Regions from separate parts of the Homo sapiens genome. Here region 1 is linked to region 2. The links are chromatin loops, found by intact Hi-C in ENCODE. Cell type or tissue: CD14-positive monocyte. All regions are shown on one strand. Links, peaks and the distances in the headings refer to the core of each region. The heading gives the core; the rest is flanking DNA.

Region 1 (2,910 bases), core at 198-2,697, 93 kb before region 2:
TTAATTAAGCTCAGATGATGTGGAGTTCAGGGAGGCTCAGTAGGAATCTCTGCTCTTCCACTTATTAGCTGTGAGATCTCACTCTGTTATTGAACTCTCAGATCCTACCTTCTCATCCATAAAATGGGAGTAATAAAACCACCTAATTGAGCTTCTGTGAAGATTAATCAAGGTGATAGCCATGAAGAGCCAGGTACACAGTCAGCAGTTTCAGTTTAGGAAGGGGTGAGCTGACTCACAAGCATTGCAAAAGATGGAACGTGGTGTGTGTGCAAAGACTGAAGATAACTATTTTGTTCTTCATACTTAAATGCATTATCCATATTTCCAATGACTGACATGTGTTTTTTTAAGTTAGTTTTATTTTTTATCGAAGTCATACATGAGTCATGCAAAGGAGCAAAATACACCAGGCATGGTGGCTACGTCCGTAATTCCAGCACTTTGGGAGGCCAAGGCGGGTGGATCACTTGAGTCCAGGAATTCAAGACCAGCCTGGGCAATATGACAAAACCCCATCTCTATTATATTTTTAATTAAAAAATTGAAAATAAGAAAGTAAAATAGGCATGTAAGAAAAACATCACTCCCCAACCCAGCCATCATCATCCCCTAGTCCTGATCCCCAGAGGCAATCACCTCAAACTCTTCTTCAGGCCAAGCACAGTGGCTCATGCCTATAATCCCAGCACTTTGGGAGGCCCAGGCAGGTGGATCACTTAAGATCAGGAGTTTGAGACCAGCCTGGCCAACATGGTGAAACCCCGTCTCTACTAAATATACAAAAATTAGCCAGACATAGAGCATACCTGTAATCCCAGCTACTTGGGAGGCTGAGGCAGGAGAATCGCATGAACCTGGGAGGTGGAGGTTGCAGTGAGCCAAAATCGTGCCACTGCACTCCATCCTGGGTGACAGAGTGCGACTCCACCTAAAAACAAAAAACAAAACAAAAAAACCTCTTTTTCACTTTGTTTTCTTCTGTTATTTCTTCTGTTCTTTTTCACTAGGTCTAAATAATGTTTGCCTTGCTATTTGTTGATATGTTAGTTTTAAGACATTATCAACTGACATATTGTTAGATAGATGAGAATTTAGCTCTCTTTTACTAATAACCCATTCAAAGCACTTCCCCTTCCTCCATTTTCTCATTATATTAGGCCACAATCTGTTGTGTTGATTCATCTGTGGTGGTTATATTATTATAACTAGGTAAATATTGTTCATGTTAAGGCAAGTTGTGTGCTCTGATTTTCTTTCTTGTCTGCACTTTTGTTTTTTTCCTGGAGTTAATATTGCCTCTTTTTTTTTTCCTTTGCTTTTGCGCAGGGTTTCTTTTAAATATACTTATTCTTCATTGTTTCCCCATCTGACTCTCAGATCTGTCATTCGCCTAACAATATGATTTCCTGAATTATCAAATATATCAGAAAATCATTCTGTTTTTCCCCTGGCAACCTCTCCCTTGTGGACACTCCATGATCCTGTTGCAATCTTGGCCAATTGCTCCTGGCCGCTTTACTTTCACCCTGGGACTTTCCTTGATGCTTCCCCAAGTAGATTCCTTGCTTTGTGAGCTCCACACCTTCCTCTTTATTGTTTACTTCCTCATTTTGCTGCATCATATCCTCTAGTAGCTTCCAATGAAAAGGTGCCCAGGAGCAAATATTTGGAGTTCCTGCTTTTCTGAAAATAATTTTTATTCTATTTTCACACATAATAGTTTGGGTGGATATAGGATCCCAGGTAAAAAAGAATTTTCCATCAAAAATGTGAAGGCATTGCCTCATTTTCTCCGAGCTTCCAGTATTTGTATTGAGGAGTTTGATGGTATATTTGCTTCCATTCTTCTTCATGTGACCTGAGGTTTTCTCTCTGGAAACTTCTAGGGTCGTTTCTTATTCCCTGGTGGCCAGAATTTTTGCAACAATGTGCACTGAGAAGGTTCTTTTCAACTGATTGTACTAATATTCAAAGAGCCTATTAAGTCTGAAGTCTCATGTTTTTACACTCAGAGAATTCTCTAACTTTATTTCTCTGATAATTTCATCCCTTGATTTATAGTCTATCCCCAGAAGATATATAACAAGAAGACACAGTCTTTGTCATCTCTTTTTAGGATTTCTATTTATTGGATATTAGACCTCCTAAATTGATCTCATTCCCTCCCCTCTTATCTTCCTTCTCTTTAATTTTTTATTTAACTTTTCAGGAAATTTCCTCAACTTTATCTTCCAAGCCTTCTATTGATTTTAAATTTCTGCTGCCTTATTTTTAATTGCCAAGAACTTCTTGTTCTTTGATTGTTCCTCTTCTTAGCACCCTACCATTGCTTTATGGATGCAGTGCTTCATCTCATCTCTAAATGATTCTTAATTATCAGGTTATGTTTTGGGGGTTTCTTTTGAGACAGGGTATCGCTGTGTTGCTCAGGCTGGAATGCAGTGGTGCAAACATGGCTCACTGCAGCCTCAATCTCCTGGGGTCGAGCAATCCTCCTGACTCACCCTCCTGTGTAGCCAAGACTACAGGTACATATAACCATGCCCAGCTAATTTTTTGATTTTTTGTGGAGACAGTGTCTCGCTATATTGTTCAAACTGGCCTCGAATCCCTGGGCTCAAGCAATCCTCCCACCTCAGCTTCCCAAAGTACTGGGATTAGAGGTGTGAGCCACTGCACCGGCCAGGTTATGTTTTTTTAAAATTTTCTCTTATTCTGTGCATTGTCTGCTCCTAGCAGGTTCCTTGTGTCTGTGTGACCCTTTTGATCTCTGCCTTTCATGTGGAGACTTTCCTCAACCATCAAGTGATCCTTGCCTCTATTTATTCTTAAGTGAGAGGCCACAAAAACCCCAGCATTTCCCAGCCAGGCACGGTGGCTCACACCTGTAATCCCAGCATTTTGGGA
Region 2 (2,910 bases), core at 280-2,779:
TGGCTTAGGGTCACTCTGGACTCAGACCCCAGACCCCTGCTCACCTGGACCTTCTCCAAACCTTGCACTGGAGAGAAGGTTCTTGAACCTCATCCTGGGGCAGGCACCCATTCCCTGAGAATCCCACTCTACCAGACCTCAAAATGAATAATCAGGCAATGAATAAGCAGATCCCCTCCCACCATGGCCCCAGCCTAACTGTGGAGACAGGCAAGCCTGCTCTCCATGCAGGAACAAAAATCAGTGCTAGAACAAAGGCACAGATCGAGCTGTATCTGGCAGGAGTGGTCAGAATGCCAGAGAGAGAGAGCTCAGGCAGCATTCCCAAGGCAGGTGGTAGACCCAGGGCCCCAGGGAGCGTTCAGCCAGTGGCAGGGGTTTGGGTTGAGCTGGTCTGCCCACTGGAATCAAAGTGGGCTGGGACACAGGACCAGAGTCCCAAATACAACCCTCGGGCTCTGCAAGCCTGGCCCATGTCACGTTCACTGCGCCCGCAAGCCATGAGTCCTGCCCTCAACTTGCGCCTGTGATGCTGTCCTCATCCAGTCCCAGAGAGATGATCCACCTCGGGGCCCTGCATAAGCCCTGGCCTCTGACACTCAGCCCCCATCTCCTTTACACTGGAAATGTCTCAGGTGTCAGCCCTCTCCAGGAAGCCTCCCTGACCCCAGTCCCTTGGTCGGTGCTCCCTGACCCCAGTCCCTTGGTCGGTCCATTGCCTAGGATGGAGTGCAGTGGTGCGATCTCATCTCACTGCAACCTCCGCCTCCCAGGTCCAAGCGATCCTCCTGCCTCAGCCTTCCCCGTGGCTGGGGCTGCAGGCAGGCACCACCACGCCCTGCTAATTTGTGTATTTTTAGTAGAGATGGGGTTTCACCATGTTGGCCACGCTGGTCTCAAACTCCTGACCTCAGGTGATCCACCCGCCTCAGCCTCCCAAAGTGTTGGAATTACAGGCGTGAGCCACCGGCCCCGGCATTTGGTCAGTGCTTTGATGCATGTGTCACATCAGCCTTTGTGTCACCGTCGGGGTGGCCCTGGAGGTGCACGGCTCTGCTTTCCCTCCCAGAGTCACCCTCCACAGGAATGCAGTAGCACCTGGGGCCTGGCAGCTCCTGCCCCACCCGGGACCTTGCTAGAGCTCCCCGTGGGCCTGGAGAGGACTTTCTCACAGCTGCACTGCAGCCTGGGGCTCCTCCCACTTAACCCTCCTTCCTTCCTCTTCTCCTCTGGCAAACACAAGCCCTGCGTCACGGTTGGAAGTTGGTCCCCGCCCACCCTGCATCCTCTCCCTGTATCCTGCTTGGGCATTGCGTTTCATCAATCTCTTGCTCATTTCTTCTGTCTTGACGTCTGCCTCCCAGATGACCAAAGTGACACAGGTAACGAAATGAGTCTCTCTAATGAGTTCCCTAAAGTCCTGGGCCTCCGAGGGCTGCAGGCCCTGCCTCCTCTTACTCATCGCTGACTCCAGGCACCTGGCCTAGAGCTTCACAGGGGCTCAATAGCTTCCTGTCCTGCTCAGGCAGAGAGGGGCAGGCAGGGAGGGTCTCACACTCCAGGGAAGGGTGCTGCCTTTGCAGAGTTGAAGTGGAGTGTGTAGGGGGTGGTGGGGGAGTCCTGGGAGACCGTCAGCCACTCCTTGTGCACGTGGGAAAGGGGGACCCGGACAGGACGGGAGGACGCAGGGTGTGAACAGCATCGGACCCCACAAAGCACCCCTGGCGCACAGAGGTAAGGTCTGCTGGCTCAGGTATCACTAAAAGCCACAGAGTGGCTCACCAAGCCCAACAGGGCCCAGACCAGGCGCTCAGCTCTCACTAGGTCCGATCCCCGCCTCGCCTCTGAGCTGTAGCCCTCTGTGCAGGGGGGGCGCACTCCTGCCCATGGCAGACAGACCCCTCCACTGGGACACACGGGGCCACCACAGCCCAGCGCCCTCTTTCTCCTCCAGGCAGGGTGGACTCTCCTGGGTGGAGACTGATATGGTGAGGCTTTGCGCCTCACCCAAATCTCATCTTTTTTTTTTTTCCTTTGAGACTGAGTCTGGCTCTGTCACCCAGGCTGGTGTGATCTCGGCTCACTGCAGCCTCTGCCTCTCGGGTTCAAGCGATTCTCCTGCCACAGCCTCCCACGTAGCTGGGACTACAGGCACGCACCATCACTTCTGGCTAATTTTTGTATTTTTAGTAGAGACAAGGTTTCGCCATGTTGGCCAGGCTGGTCTCGAACTCCTGACCTCAAGTGATCTGCCCACTTCGGCCTCCCAAAGTGCTGGGATTACAGGTGTGAACCACCGCACCCGGCCCCAAATCTCATCTTGAACTGTAATCCCCATAATCTCCACTGAGTCATGGGAGAGACCAAGTGGAGGTCATTGAGTCACGGGGATAGATTTCCCCCAAGCTGTTCTCGTGAGAGTGGCTGAGTTTTCAGGAGATCTGATGGTTTTACAAGGGGCTCTTCCCGCTTCACTCAGCACTTCACCCTCCTGCCACTTTATGAAGAAGGTCCTTGCTTCCTCTTCACCTTCCATCATGATTGTAAGTTTCTTGAGGCCTCCCAGCCATGCTGAACTGTGAGTCAATTCAACCTCTTTTCCTTTATAAATCACCCAGTCTCAGGCAGTTCTTTATAGCAGGGTGAAAACAGACTAATACATAGGCCTACCCCTTGGGCCACGTTACTGTTGCCAAAGATGTGAAGAGGTCCGGGTTACAGGACCATGCCCCTGGGTGGGTGTGTGGGTGGGTGTGTGGGTGGGTGTGTGCACGTGCGTGCCTGCAATGCTCCTGTGACTATGCGTGGCTGTGGTGTACGTGCGTTCGTATGTGACTCCATGGGGTACATCCGCGTGTGTATGTGTTTGTGTATGGCTTGGAAAGGCCCCACCAGAACTGGAATGGAACA

What was found. A loop is a pair of places that touch in the nucleus more often than their neighbours do. Peaks named below come from ENCODE experiments on the same cell type or tissue, not always from the same donor. Only the 100,000 strongest peaks of a DNase experiment are listed, where the experiment ranks them.
Region 1: a loop joins it to region 2, with 2.0 times the contacts of the local background. A loop is called at or near these places in 3 of 110 quality-filtered maps.

The regions. Positions count from the first base shown.
Region 1 is chr7:2,961,717-2,964,626 of GRCh38, reverse strand. The region is part of intron 1 of CARD11 (caspase recruitment domain family member 11); the gene reads left to right. Among named protein-coding and RNA genes, the nearest start is that of CARD11-AS1, 19 kb to the right of the region's middle. In CD14-positive monocyte, for the core only: no CTCF peak of the experiment used is centred there; a DNase peak (open chromatin) is centred at 1,536.
Region 2 is chr7:2,869,096-2,872,005 of GRCh38, reverse strand. No RefSeq gene overlaps it. Among named protein-coding and RNA genes, the nearest start is that of GNA12, 26 kb to the right of the region's middle. RefSeq lists an enhancer at 1-382 and silencers at 1,189-1,408, 2,356-2,560. In CD14-positive monocyte, for the core only: no CTCF peak of the experiment used is centred there; DNase peaks (open chromatin) are centred at 1,325 and 2,425; H3K4me3 peaks cover 863 bases.